Linked DNA regions of Homo sapiens: regions 1, 2, 3 and 4 are each linked to region 5. The links are chromatin contacts, found by Hi-C or POLR2A ChIA-PET in ENCODE. All regions are on one chromosome and are shown on one strand. The core of a region is the stretch at or near the end of the contact, and the rest is flanking DNA. Distances in the headings are between cores, read along the strand shown. Region 1 has its middle 14 kb from the start of AIRIM. Region 2 overlaps INPP5B (inositol polyphosphate-5-phosphatase B). Region 3 holds the start of SF3A3 (splicing factor 3a subunit 3). Region 4 holds the start of ZMYM6 (zinc finger MYM-type containing 6). Region 5 holds the start of STK40 (serine/threonine kinase 40).

What was found. A loop is a pair of places that touch in the nucleus more often than their neighbours do. ChIA-PET counts read pairs that join two places held with the same protein, here RNA polymerase II (POLR2A). Pooled maps may share reads with other maps.
Region 1: a loop to region 5 is called in a pooled map, with 2.2 times the contacts of the local background. The contact joins the enhancer-like site here to the promoter of STK40 in region 5. A Hi-C loop is called at or near these places in 2 of 50 pooled maps.
Region 2: a pooled map shows a loop between it and region 5 (6-fold over the local background). The contact joins the enhancer-like site here to the promoter of STK40 in region 5. A Hi-C loop is called at or near these places in 1 of 168 maps with a recorded cell type or tissue (CD8-positive, alpha-beta T cell) and 5 of 50 pooled maps. POLR2A ChIA-PET finds 5 or more read pairs at or near these places in 1 of 52 experiments (T-cell).
Region 3: a pooled map shows a loop between it and region 5 (5-fold over the local background). The contact joins the promoter of SF3A3 here to the promoter of STK40 in region 5. A Hi-C loop is called at or near these places in 8 of 50 pooled maps. POLR2A ChIA-PET finds 5 or more read pairs at or near these places in 2 of 52 experiments (HEK293 and T-cell).
Region 4: a pooled map shows a loop between it and region 5 (14-fold over the local background). The contact joins the promoter of ZMYM6 here to the promoter of STK40 in region 5. A Hi-C loop is called at or near these places in 9 of 50 pooled maps. POLR2A ChIA-PET finds 5 or more read pairs at or near these places in 2 of 52 experiments (HepG2 and activated naive CD8-positive, alpha-beta T cell).

What each region holds. Positions count from the first base shown.
Region 1 is chr1:37,674,987-37,677,686 of GRCh38, forward strand. No RefSeq gene overlaps it. Among named protein-coding and RNA genes, the nearest start is that of AIRIM, 14 kb to the right of the region's middle. Within about 2 kb of position 1,310, at least 5 of the 41 ENCODE cell types and tissues checked have a DNase peak (open chromatin) inside an H3K27ac peak, as active enhancers do.
Region 2 is chr1:37,924,574-37,927,273 of GRCh38, forward strand. All of the region lies in intron 7 of INPP5B (inositol polyphosphate-5-phosphatase B), which reads right to left. Among named protein-coding and RNA genes, the nearest start is that of INPP5B, 21 kb to the right of the region's middle. RefSeq lists an enhancer at 1,590-1,829. Within about 2 kb of position 1,447, at least 5 of the 41 ENCODE cell types and tissues checked have a DNase peak (open chromatin) inside an H3K27ac peak, as active enhancers do; they include CD8-positive, alpha-beta T cell, where a contact is called at or near this core.
Region 3 is chr1:37,988,619-37,991,318 of GRCh38, forward strand. It overlaps SF3A3 (splicing factor 3a subunit 3), which reads right to left and starts at 1,404. Exons shown (of 17, transcript NM_006802.4): 1 at 1,252-1,404; 2 at 930-977. The coding sequence starts at 1,347. RefSeq lists enhancers at 656-755, 1,456-1,625, 2,017-2,562.
Region 4 is chr1:35,030,560-35,033,304 of GRCh38, forward strand. It overlaps ZMYM6 (zinc finger MYM-type containing 6), which reads right to left and starts at 1,386. Exons shown (of 16, transcript NM_007167.4): 1 at 1,256-1,386; 2 at 1-154. The coding sequence starts at 80. It overlaps LOC124903990 (a long non-coding RNA gene), which reads left to right and starts at 2,161. Exons shown (of 2, transcript XR_007065739.1): 1 at 2,161-2,598. RefSeq lists enhancers at 688-1,214, 1,215-1,739, 1,396-1,575 and a silencer at 1,106-1,225.
Region 5 is chr1:36,384,474-36,387,173 of GRCh38, forward strand. STK40 (serine/threonine kinase 40) reads right to left here and starts at 1,451. Exons shown (of 11, transcript NM_001282547.2): 1 at 1,250-1,451. It overlaps LOC124904012 (a long non-coding RNA gene), which reads left to right and starts at 1,718. Exons shown (of 2, transcript XR_007065779.1): 1 at 1,718-1,854; 2 at 1,946-2,700. RefSeq lists silencers at 609-658, 959-1,028, 1,179-1,558 and enhancers at 1,765-2,700, 1,789-1,898, 1,929-2,298.

The DNA.
Region 1 (2,700 bases), core at 60-2,559, 1.3 Mb after region 5:
GGAGCCTCACTATGTTGCCCTGCCTGGTCTCAAACTCCTGGGCTTAAGCGATCTGCCCGCCTCGGTCTCTCAAAGTGCTGGGATTACAGATGTGAGCCAAAGCACCAAGCCCAGCTCAGGTGGATCTCCTGAGCCCAGGAGTTCAAGACCAGCCTGGACAACATGGTGAAACCCTGACTCTACATTTTTTAAAAAAATTAAAAATTAAGTGTTAAAGGGAAGTACAAGTACTGTGCTGAGAAAGGAAGGGTTATTTTCATCTAGGGGTGTAAGAAGAGATAACAAAAAGGAGATGGTGTCTGAGTGGGGCTTGGAAAAATAAGAAAGTGGGTCTCTTTCCCGTAGCAGGAAACAATGTCTTGCCTTTGAGGTGGAGGTGGCAGTTAGGGGATGTTTTCTCTAGCAAAGACCCCAGCTCCTCCATAAGAGCAGGCAGCTTCTTCCAGGCAGAGTGCATTGACTAGAAATCTTTTCTGGAAAATGATAAGAAGGGGCCAGGAGCAGCTGCAGATGACTTAGGGAGTTGGGACTGACAGGCACCTCTTTAGGGCCTGTGGAGATACTGTCACGTAATAGGGATTGCCTGTAGCCAGAAGAGTGGATAACAGGGAGCCTTTGGGAGGGGGACAAGGCCAGAGGCCTCAATGACGGGTAACTAACCTGCTCTGCAAAGGCTCAAACTTCAACTTGGAGAAGAAAGGGTCTGTCCACAGTGCTGGGGCAGCTACAAGCAGTAGGACCAGAGAGAAGCTGGGCAGAACTGGCAACATAATTTGCAGGGCCCAGTGCCAAAGGAAAATCATTCGAAAACTGTTTAGAATTTCGAGAGTGACAGCAGAGCATGAAACCAACCTTGGGAACCCTTGTAAGTGTGGGTCACAGGCACATGAAGCCAGCCCTGAAGTGTGGGCTAGGGAAAGCAAGCAGGGGATAAGGCCACAGGAAGGGCAGCCACAGGAGCCTTCTGACCTAATGGTCTGATCAAAATGAAGAGAACCCATAAACACAGGTGGGTAATCCTGAGACACAGCCAGGGCCACACTCAACCATTCCTAGTTGCACCACTGAGGCCTTTGTAGCTCTCCCAATGACCCAGTCCACCCCAGCCAAACAGCATTCTCCAAGAGTCCAGGTCTCGCCCTATTTGGAGGACAGAGGGCATTTAAATTTCATCTCTCTGTGTTGGGGGAGCTCTAAATGCTGGGAAAAGATGTCATGCCTGGAGACCATCTGGGGAAAAGGCCTCCGGAGCTGTTTCTTTAATTTACAGAACTGACAACTGAGGGTAGGGGCCTTTGGCAAGTACAAAGGGTGATGGCCCAGAAAAGAATCAAAGTATTAATAACGGGCTCGGCTGGCACTGGCCTCCTGTCCCCCGCCCTGGGGTTCATGTGGCAGGGAAGCCTGATGTCTCTGTTTCAACAGTGGGATCAAAACTGGCTTTCAGAGCAACATAAGCCAGGGGTAATTTTTAGCACAGACGTAACTTTCTAGTTCCTTTTTCCTACCCCTCATTTTTCGGTTGCCTTTAAAGAGGCCGCAGAGAACTGAAAAACAAATCCAAGTTTAAAGAGACAAGTGCAAAAATGCAAACTGGGCAAGGGGACAGAGCCGCCAGCTGGACAAAATGTGCCTGGAAAACAGCATCCTCTGCTTGGCAGGTGCCAGGAATTTATGGTTGAGTTTTGCAGACGTTTCATCACATTACAAGCCAGCTCAGGAGACCCTCATAAAACTCTGCTTATATGAAAGAACAAACTAGCTGATAAAAGTCAGCTGTTGCCTATAAACGCACTGTGGGAATTGCAATTGAGTAGCGGATTTATTAGTCTGGGCTCTCTGTGCAAATTAAGAACTGCTCCACACGTTTCAATCAGAAGAGATGAGCCAGAGCAGAAAGGGTTGCTCCCCGCTCACATGATGGCCAGCAGGCCAGGCTGACCCCCACCCCCATCACTTACTCTACTAGAGACCAGAGGGAAGACTCTCACTGAAATTAAGTCACAGAGGAGCTAGTCTCACATTCCCCTATCTCGCCTCCCACAAAAACCCACAAAAACAATCAGTCACTCTCTCCATCCACTGCATTCCCCACACATCCTTCACAATAGCACTTCTCACGAAGAGCTTGCAGATCTGCCTGGCCTACTAAATCATGGACTTCTTTGATTTACCTCTGTATTGCTAATGATGAGTTCTGTGCTGGGCACACTGGGAGGCCTCAGAATGAATGGATATGGATGCGACAGACTCTAAAGCCCCATATACATAAGTTATGACTATCCCACCCCAAACAGCATGGAGGGGCCAGGGGAGCAATGCCGAGGTACCCATTGGACTTGAGGACTGGCAACAAAAAGGGGAAAAGAGGTGCAGTGAGGGAGTTATGAAGGCGTTTCTTCCCCAGAGAAGTGCGGTCTTTGTGGCTAGTCTACCCAGCCATCAATCTCTGTGCTAACTGCTGCCTTTTCTCAGGATGAAGGCTCTTTCTTAAGGAATGACTCTGCAACTGAACTAAGGGTACTTATTAAGGATGCAGATATCTAGCCCCTCCCCACACATACTAGACCAGAATCTCTGGGCTGGGGCCCTACAGTCTCGGAAAAATGACTTTGCTCTACGTGGAAACCAAGAAGGAGCCTTCCAGGAAGGATGGGGAGGAGGACAGTGCCTGGAAGGGGTACCCCTGTCATTCCTTCA
Region 2 (2,700 bases), core at 197-2,696, 1.5 Mb after region 5:
TTTAAAGACATAAGAGGAAAGTTGAGACACACGTTTAATATCGTACAAAGAGGTCAAGCGCGGTGGCTCATGCCTGTAATCCCAGCACTTTGGGAGGCAGAGGCGGGAAGATCACTTGAGGTCAGGAGTTTGAGACCGGCCTGGGCAACACAGGGAGATCTCGTCTCTAAAAACAAAAAGAGGCTGCGCATGGTGGCTCACACCTGTAATGCCAGCACTTTGGGAGGCCAAGGCAGGCTGAATCACTTGAGGTCAGGAGTTCAAGACCAGCCTGGCCAACATGGTGAAACCCTGTCTCTACTAAAAATATAAAAATTAGTCCAGGCATGATGGCTCACGCCTATAATCCCAGCACTTTGGGAGGCCAAGGTGGGCAGATCACCTGAAATCAGGAGTTCAAGATCAGCCTGGCCAACATGTTGAAACCCCGTCTTTACTGAAAATACAAAGAGTAGCCAGACATGTTAGCACATGCCTGTAATCTCAGCTACTTGGGAGGCTGAGGCAGGAGAACTGCTTAAACCCAGGAGGTGGAGGCTGCAGTGAGCAGAGATCACACCACTGCACTCCAGCCTGGGTGACAGAGTGAGACTCCGTCTCAAAAAAATAAAATAAAATAAAAATAAAAATAAATAAAAACAAAAAGAGAAAGTAATAGTGCACCAAGGAACCATGAAGAAAAGAAAAAGAAAAATGTCCAGGCCTCTTGACATCCACTTTGTTTAAATTCTCATCATTGGCATTCCAAGAAAGAAAGTCTCTTCTCATTCATATTTGCTAGCTTCAGTTCATGTATGGATCACCAATAACAAAACTGTTAGAGCGTAATTTATTTTATATATTTATCTATTTAAATTTAGAGATATCACTATGTTGCCCAGGCTGGTCTGGAACTCCTCAAGCAAGACTCCTGCCTCAGCCTCCGAGTAGCTGGGACTACAGGTGCGCACCACTGTGCCGGGCTAACAGTATATTTTAAGTAGCAAAGAAAAACATGCAAGTCAGCTAGCATCTATCCTCCAACAGTACAGTATCTTTCCTCTAATAAATATATTGATGCCTCCCTCTTCCTGAACTGTCCCTCCCTGAGGATTTTTCTGTTCAAAGCTCCACTTCTAACTGAGTGTTTGTGGGTCACCTCACTTGCTCTCAACAATAACTGCAGAATTCCAAAACAAACTGTTTTCAGAAGAAAAAAAGAATCTTTAGGGGGTTCTCTTGTACTAGAAACATAAAACTGGATTAAATGGCCCAAAGAAGGAAAATGGAGAGGGGAACAACAAAAGGAAGAAGAAAAACGAATACAGTTCTCTTTTGTTTAAGGAAACAAAGTGACTTAAAATAAGTTACTTAGGAGCCTGCAGAGCTTCCCACAACGGTGGAAATGATGGGCAATATTTGTTCTCTAAGATAAACAAAAGCAAATTTATTTTCTCCATGCTAAAAGGATATGTTGGTCACACAAGTTTTACCTATTAGTACTGACAAAACAAGATGAAAGAGAGAGTGAGAGAGAAAACCACCCCGGGGGCTATTTTGCTAACATGCTCTCTGGCTTCTACTCTGGTAAACTAGGTTACCCTTTATGTTACCCTGAGATATAAATAGCATTCATTTCCTTTCACTGGCATGACAGACTTTAATACTTTGTTTCCTGGGTCCAGAAGAAAAAATACTTAAACACATCCCCTTGTAAATTTGAGTTACTACAAAGCTGGTTCATTTCTTTTTTTTTTTGAGACGGAGTCTCACTGTCGTCAGGCTGGCATGCAGTGGCGTGATCTCAGCCCACTGCAACCTCCGCCTCCCAGGTTCAAGTGATTGCTTCAGCCTCTCAAGTAGCTGGGATACAGGCGCACGCCACCACGCCCAGCTAATTTTTTATATTTTAGTAGAGATGGGGTTTCACCACGTTGGCCAGGATGGTCTTGAACTCCTGACCTTGTGATCCGCCCACCTCGGCCTCTGAAAGTGCTGGGATTACAGGCTTGAGCCACCACACCCGGCGAAGCTGGCTCATTTCTAATCAACTTTGGATTAAAAAAAAACAAAATGTATTTGCTATTACTGCTTTGTTAAAATAGCCCAGAATGGCCCCTGTGGGACTTCTGAGTAGCCATTTCCTTTTTAGTGCATAGTTCAAAACCCTCCAGAACACAGCTCCAGGTTTTGCATGTACCCAGGATGCAATGCAGGTGAACATTTTACAGACTGACTTGGATAAGTACTGGGCCCTGTACAGGATCCTCAATGGGGTTTTCTGAATAAGAGCAACTTCAGTTGCTAGATGGAAATAATGAGGTATTTCTCCCAAATCAGACTTCACTCTTTTTAAGGAAAGAAAAAGCTGCAAAAGGAAGTTAACAGCATCCCTGGTCATCTAGTGGTTAGGAAGAAAAAAAAAGAAAAGAAAAAAGATGTTAAGAACAGTGAGGCCAGGCGCGGTGGCTCACGCCTGTAATCTCAGCACTTTGGGAGGCCCAGGCGGGCAGATCACAAGGTCAGGAGATGGAGACCATCCTGGCCAACAAGGTGAAACACCATCCCTACTAAAAATACAAAAATTAGCTGGGTGTGGTGGCGTGCAGGTGCATGTATGTAGTCCCAGCTACTAGAGAGGCTAAGGCAGGAGAATTACTTGAACCCGGGAGGTGGAAGTTGCAGTGAGCCAAGATCGTGCCACTGCACTCCTAGCCTGGT
Region 3 (2,700 bases), core at 154-2,653, 1.6 Mb after region 5:
ATAATCTCCTGCAAATCAGAAGGTCCAAGTAGGTCTTTTATTCCTTTTTAAACAGGTTTCAAACATACACAAGAGTAAGGAACGTAGTAAAATGAACCTCCATTTATTCATCACCCAGTTTAAATAGCATCTTGTTTTTCTTTTAATAAACTGAACTATTACCAGACAAATGCAGTTTAGTAGTCCAAAACGCTTTAAAGTAGTATCCTGGGAGAAAAACACTAACATACGGGGTGTGTTGTGTGTGTGTGTGTGTGTGTGTATATATATATATATATTTTTTTTTTCATTTAAGGGAAGGATTGTAGCTATGCACCTGAGTCATGGACTCTTCATAACTATTGTTTGCACATCCAAGGGATACAGGATGCTGTAAGAATGGGCACGTGTAAGCCGGCCGCGGTGGCTCAAGCCTGTAATCTCAGCACTTTGGGAGGCCGAGGTAGGTGGATCACGAGGTCAGGAGTTCGAGACCAGCCTGACCAACATGTTTAGTAGAAACTCCGTCTCTACTAAAAATACAAAAATTAGCTGAGCGTGGTGGCGAGCGCCTGTAGTCCCAACTACTCCGGAGGCTGAGGCAGGAGAATCGCTTGAACCCAGGAGGCGGAGGTTGCAGTGAGCCGAGACCGCGCCACTGCACTCCAGCCTAGGCAACAGAGCGAGACTCCGTCCAAAAGAAGAAGAAGAAGAAAAAAAAAAAGGGCACCTTTCTGATTAATGAAGAATGCCCAAGAGTTCCCCATTCAGAGAACTGAGGAAGCACCCTCACGTTCGGCAGCCTGTGGACATCTGTCCAGGCAGAGAGCCCGCGACTGGCCAATCCGGTTACCTTTGGCCAGGGACTCATGCTGAGACACCGCACTTCACTTCCCCTCTCTTTTCCCGCCCTCGCCAACCCAAAGAGAGGCAGACAGCTGGGCACTCACATCTTGCATGGCCCGAGTGCGGTGATCAGAATTGATCTGGTCCCGGAGCTGAAAAAACAAACGGTGACACAAACGCCGTTAGTTTGCGTTCTGGAGTAGAAAAGGCCGCCCGAGGGCGGAGCTTACCCGCTCAGCTTTTACCAGCTGAGGCAGAAAGGCCTCTGGGGCTCCGGACCCCGGGAGGAGGTTACCAAGACCGGAGCTCGGAGAGGGAGCCCGGAGGAAGGCAGGGAGGTTCTGAGGGCCAAAGCAAGCTCTCAGAGGTCAAACACGGGATAGAGGCTCGTGCTCCTGCCGCAGCCTCTGCTCAGGCCCCACTCACCGTGGACTTCTTGGTGAGCATCTCTTTAGCCATGACGTCCATGAGCCGTTCCTTCTCCTCATGATAGCGCCGCTGCTGCTCCAGTATTGTCTCCATCTTCCCTTAGTCGCGGCTTCTCAATTCAGACCACCAACACGGCCGGAAGCAACTCCTGCCGCCCAGCGCGCCTGAGTCCCCACGTTGCGCATCAGGCTGCACCAAAGTTCCGCGAGTGCCGGAAGTGCCCCGGGACTTAAGAAAACAGGAGCACCACAAGGAAGGCCAGTCCATGTTATGGAGATGGCAACAGTGCCACCTGCTGGTGGGAGGTGTGGTGGAGCGATGCCGAGAGGTTCGCAGATGCCTCCAGGGGGCATAGGAAAACCCAAGAACCTGAGGTTCAGCGGACGGCTTCCTGCGGCTTGCTGGGGCCGGCTTGGCGGGCAGGTATCCTGTGTGGACTGCGCGAGCAGTTGGAGTGCGGATGGGAGTTGGGAAACCGGAACTTGAGGACGCAGCTTTCAGCATAAATTATGAGAACGTTTTCTCTTTCTCTGGACCTCAGCGTCTTTCTCAGGAAAATGGGAATAGTGGGGTTTTGCTGGTGGTGTTTTTAAAAAAATTCACATGTGAGGCCGGGCGCGGTAGCTCACGCCTGTAATCCCAACACTTTGGGAGGCCGAGGCGGGCGGATCACTTGAGGTCAGAGGTTCGAGACGACCAGGCTGGCTAACATGGTGAAACCCCGTCTCTACTAAAAACAAACAAACAAAAATTAGCCGGGCGTGATGGCAGGCGCCTGTAGTCCCAGCTACTCCGGAGGCTGAGGCAGGAGAATCGCTTGAACCCGGGAAGCAGAGGTTGCCGTCAGCTGAGATCGTGCCACTGCACTCCAGCCTGGGCGACAGAATGAGACTCAGTCTCAAAAAAAAAAAAAAAAAAGAAATTCACGTGTAGAAACGACTTGTCTATCGGCAGCGAATATGTTAAATAAAATACTGTGCATCCAACGAGATCAGGAGATTGAGACCATCCTGTCTAACACGGTGAAACCCCGTCTCTACTAAAACTGCAAAAAATTAGCCGGGCATGGTGGCGCGCGCCTGTAGTCACAGCTACTCGGGAGGCTGAGGCAGGAGAATCACTTGAACCCAGGAGGCAGAGGTTGCAGTGAGCTGAGATCATGCCACTGCATTCCAGCTTGGGCGACAGAGAGAGACTCCGTCTCAAAAAAAAGTAAAATAAAATAAAATAAAATACTGTGCATCCAAGCAGTGGAAGACCAGCTGTGAAATGACATACAGCCTTAAAAAAAATTCTGTCTATATATCTCCACTTGTAGGTAGAGAAATGCAAACATGTCCATGTGTTCATATGTTCACAGCGGCATTATTCATAATAGACAAAAACTGGATGCAGCCCAAGAGTCCATTAACTGGCAAATGGATAAAGTGTGGTATATCTATACAG
Region 4 (2,745 bases), core at 136-2,635, 1.4 Mb before region 5:
GGTTCTTCTTTAATTTTGTCCAGAAGCTCCTGCTGTGGTACCACTGCTTTGCCACATTCACCATCCAAAGGTTCTTTCATTCTAATTTTTTACCTCAAAGAGTGTCTCAGGCTCAAACGAATAGATTTCTTCTTGGTAATGGATAGTTGGACACCTAAAATACATACTCAGGCTTATTCTTTTTTCTTCAGGCTTATCTATATGAAAGAAAAACTTTGTGTTGAGTGCATGAGGCTTCACGGCTCGGCATTTGAAAAACAACTCTTCTGGGGCCACAACTAACTTTTTTCTTTCTTCCTGCTTTCTGTTCCTTCAGTAGCTACATAAGAAAACAGTTTTGGGGCAACAGCTCCCACTTCTCTAATATCTTTAAAGACACACAACACACTCTGGTTTTTTCCTATGTTGAAGGTTATTGAAGGGAATTAGACCAGCAGACCAAGACGTGGGAGGAAGTAATAAACTCTGAGAAGAACGGACTCAAGAAATAGTTTCTGACCCCATAAGAATCAGTACTTAGAGGCCCACGTCGGCTTTTATTTCTCAAAGAGGGGCACAACAACCTCCCGGCCCTGACCTATAACTCAACCTTCACTGGAAGCCTCCCTAAGGGCCCCATTTCTCGGCCTAACGCTAGATGTGAGCTCAAGATGCCATCCATCGCAGGCGAACAACAGGAACGCCCTTACTGAAAGTGAGTCACCTGCCTCTTTCAAGGTCTCCGTGTGAGGGGTGGGGGGCATCAAGCCCCTCAGAGCCCCGCTTCACAATCGCCTTCCTGTAGAAAAGAAACTCAATTGGCCATTCAGTAAATTCCCTTCCCCTAAAAGTCAAAGAACTAAACGGGACGAATTAAACCTAAAACAAAAAGCTCTTCAAAGTTGTCTTTATCCGAATAGTCCGGGATGGAAACGGACAACTGGTTGAAAAGCCTGTTCCAAAGAAGAAATGAGAACTTTTGCGCACTCGCCACAAAATATCTACGGGCGCTCATCCCTCCTCTGAGAACCGCACGCTTTCCGAAATTCTCCTTCCCACCAAGAATTCCCACTCCCATCATTGAGGACTAACGAGGCAATGTGGTCTCCGACTGAGAGCGGTGGACTAGCCAGTGAATGTCAACGCGTCCCTAAGGCGATATCCGCAGCCGCCCCAGCCGCGTAGCCCACCTGGCACCGCCCCCGCCGCAACGCCTCGTCACGTGGTGTGGCCTCCGCCCCGCCGTCCCGCCCACTACCACTGCGGCCGCACCCACCTTCTGTCGCCTCCCTGCTACCGGAGGAGCACTGGAATAGGAACCAAGTCCTCTGCATCTAGACAGGGATTATTTTCTCTTCTGGAATTCCGCCTGATCCATCCCAACGCAACGACCGGCCAACCACGCCTGCGCAGCCTTGGTCTCCGCCCTCTTTTCCCGTCAGGCTCCGGACCTGAGCTGAGTAGAACTTCCCAGCATTCCTCTTTCCTCAATTATGGTTCACTTCTTAAAGAGACCGAGGCTCAATAGTGAAAAGGTGGAGATGGCGTTAGAAGGCGCTGTAAGTGCTCTATAGCATTCTTTTTTTTTTTTTTTTTTTTTTTTTTTTTTTTTTTTTTTTTTGGAGACAGAGTATCACTGTGTTGCCCAGGCTGGGGTGCAGTGGCACAATCTCGGCTAACTGCAACCTCCGCCTCCTGGGTTGAAGCGATTCTCCTGCCTCAGCCTCCCGAGTAGCTGGGCTTACAGGCACGTGCCACCACACCTAGCTAATCTGTAGCATCCTTTAGTGCCCATTTCCTGAAAGGTGGCCTACTGAGAGAGCATGATATTAAATAATACTTGGCTTGCTGAGCACTTCACATGCACCATCCCACTTAATCCTCACCATTTAACCCTAAGAGGTATAATTTTTTAATCTCTTGAGATATAAATGAAAAAACTTGCTCAAAATTGAGATTTGGTTTTTTTAATTCAACATTGTTTCACAGATACGTGTATGATTTGTGACTGTTCATTCATTTTGACTGCTGTATAGTATTCTATTTTATGAATATGATACAATTTTAATCATCTACTACTGATGGACATTTGAGTTGTTTCCAATTTGTGGCTATTAGGAATAATGCTTCTGTGAACATTCTTGTCATTGGTGATGTTAAAAGACAAAATTACAACAAATTTAATTTAAATATCTCAATTAGCTTTATTTGTGATTCTAGAATCTGGCAGCACTTCATTCCATAAAATAGAACAAGTGTTCCAATGAGCTGAGCAGAAGAGGTAGGTTTTATAGACAGAGAAGGGCTGGAGAAAGCAGAAGTAAAGAACAAAAAACAGATTGGTTCATTTCAAAGTAACTTTCCAAAAAATAAATAAATAAGTTAATTTCCTTGTAAAGCAGAACCAAGAAACAAAACAATAGAGAAATAACTGATTGGTTAACATCAGGTAACTTCAGTTTATCTTTTTTTGGTAACGATTAAAGCAGAAGAAATTTCATTATTATGCTAATTGAAACTGGCACTCAGGGGAAATTAGACTCTTATTATCTCTTTTTCCTGACTTTTCAGAACTTCAAATAACAACGTAGTTTCCATTTGATGACATGGAACCTCAGTGTGAGTGACTCCATTTTGATTTTTAGTCTGGTTCATTGAGACCTACTGCAGGAGCTTAGCCCGAAACAATGGCCTACAAGTTTTATTTAACAGTGATACATATGCACACATTTCTGTTGGGTTCATACCTAAAAGTGAAATTGCTTG
Region 5 (2,700 bases), core at 201-2,700:
TAACTTTTTACTCTTCATAATATCTCTCTCTGTTATCATCCTTGTTTTATAGACGAAGACACTGAGGCACAGGGAGACTAAGCAATGTGCCCAGGTACACACAGCTGGAAAGTTGCTGAGCCAGAATTTGAACTCAGGAAGTCTGGCTCCAAAGCCTACTCTTAACCACTATGCTGTCTAGCACTTGCCTCTAGGCAAGGACTCTTGTTGTGGTCATGTGAGAAATGAATGAATGAATGAATGAGGACTGTCTAGATTAACCCAACCAACAACTTGCACAGCACGGCCATTAGGAAGCACTAAAGGAGCTCACAGGCACTGTTTACAAACAAGATTATTTTGGCCCTACAATTACACATTCTGCTCTTCCTTATCTCACGCAAAACTACTCAAAGAGGGAAAGGCGCCCAGCCCAGTATGCCTACCCTCTTCCCCACTGGTTCTCAAAACCAAAGCAAAGCCAACCGGTTTCCTCCAGTGACTTAAAACAGAGCAAAGTCTATCCTGCCACACAGAGGGCGGCTGTCATCTCTTCCTTCCGCTAACAAAAGGGCTTCAAACCTGGGGATTGGGGTGGGCAGAAAACTCGGCATCAGGAATCCGAATGTCCCTACCTAACTGGCTGGAAGGCGGGGCCAAGTGGCGTGGGAATGGGCGGGCCTGACCGGCTCGGCAGGTGAAACACTGACCACAGCAAGCTCTCCTTGGAAAAGGCCGGCCAAACGTGGCCTTGGCAAGCAGGTAGCTGTGACTCGTACCTGAACGCCGCCCGGGATATGAAAATTCCCCAGCAGCGGTAGCGCCCGTGCCAGAGTGAGGGCTCTTGGAGGAAGCCCTGGCTGGCCCTCCCTGGGGACTCGTTCTAACTATCAAGTCACCCTCGGGATTAGGAGGGAAACACGGAGAGGCAGAAGGTGTCTTTTTGGAAAGATCTGGCTGGATTCACACGCCGGTTGCTTCACTCACTGGCTGGGTGACTCTAGGCAAAGCTGGCAGTGCCCACTTCCCAGAGCTGCGGCGGGGACTGAAGCTCCCGCGGCCTCCCGGTACCCGGCGCGAGGCAGCCCTCGCCCCTGCCGCCGGGGAAGGGCAGAGCCCCAGCGGAGGAGGGGGCATTCGCCGGGGCCATTTCTGCTGCACTCAGATGGCTTCAGGCTGTCACTCCGATTCCACCGCCGCGGCCGCCGGGGCCCGCCCCGCCTACCCGCAACCCCCACCCGGCTCCCCGCTCCTGGACCCCTGCCCTCACCTTCGCCGGGTGGTCAGAGCTATTCGCCCATAGTCCGTAGCCCAGAGCCGGGGCTGCTCGGCTCTCCCTCCCGGGGGGCCGGGGCCGGGCTGGAGGCGTGCGAGCCTCTCACCGCCGCCTCCCAGCGCAGCCACCCGAGCCGCCGCCGCCGCCGCCGCCGCCTCCCTCCATGGCTGCGGCGCCGCCACCTGACAACGGAAGTGACGCACCGCCCCCCTCCTCCCCAGCCTTAGCCGCGGCCCCGCCCCCCCGGGCCCCGCCCTCCGCCTGCGTCTCCAGCCCCACGGCTTTCGGATTGGGGCGCCATCTTGACGATGGGCGGAAGACTTCAGGCAAGAGGCCAGAGTCCGATTGAGGATTGGTTCAGGGTGGGGTCTGGGCGAAACCTGTTACACGATTGGAGGCCGAGGCTCTAATGGGGCGGTACTTACTGCTGATCTATATCTGCGGCGAGGCTGGGACGGAGGCACCGCCCCGCCCGACCCCACAGAACCTCGCGGGCCCTACACTCCCCCTGCCGAGGTTGAAGTCCCCAGCGGTTGGAAGATCGGCCAATTGTAGTGTATTTATCAGAAAAGTGACTCATCCTTGATCCTCATTTCCCGGTTTGTGGAACTCTGTGAGGAAAGCCCTGCAGTTAGGCTCAATAAAAGACAGAAATTCCTGTCGCAGCGCTCATAATTCATTTCCCTCTAGGTCTGTCGCCTTTGTAGAAACCCCGAGGATGGCAACCTTCAACCTGGAGATCCCTGAAGCCTTGACCAGGGAGGTTTACAGTGAAGCGTTCCTATTAGCGACTACAGCTATCTAACCTCAGTTCCTCCTGCTGCAGTTTCGGTCCCTTTCTCCTCCTCCTCCAGCAACCACGCCCTCCATGAATCAGCTTCTTGCACCAGCAGATGAGCCCTTTAAAGGGATTGCATCAGGCAAGTGACTCACTGGGGCCCTCTAAGAGCCTGGCTTCCCTCCCTTGGCATGCAGAAGCAGCTAGAAGGGCTCAGTGGCAGCAGCACCAGCGGCCGTAGCCCCACTCCCTTGTCCCAGAGGTGTGAGTCAGGGTGTTTGCTGCTTATGATGTCTAACTCTTGGCTGTCTTTCCAGCTGTCCCCTGGGTCACTCTATATCCATGTGTGGGCACACGTGTCTAAGCTTGTGTGCACTGCTGGGTTTTCCTAGGGTGTGTGGCCACTTGTGTGTATGTGCATTTGTCATCTCCACATAGGCAGTGCCAGGACACAAGAGCTGATATGAGTGAAGTCTGGCTGCCTCTACCTGTGTCCTTTGTCTCTGAATGCCTGGTGCCCACTGAGCTGCTGATAGGGCTGACTAACAAGAGTAATCAGGACAGCTCCCACCGTTGTGCCACACTCTGCATGGAGCACTTGAGACAGTATTAGGTAGGAGGCTGTTTACAGCTGAGGAAGCCAGTGCTCAGAGAAGGAAATTAATGT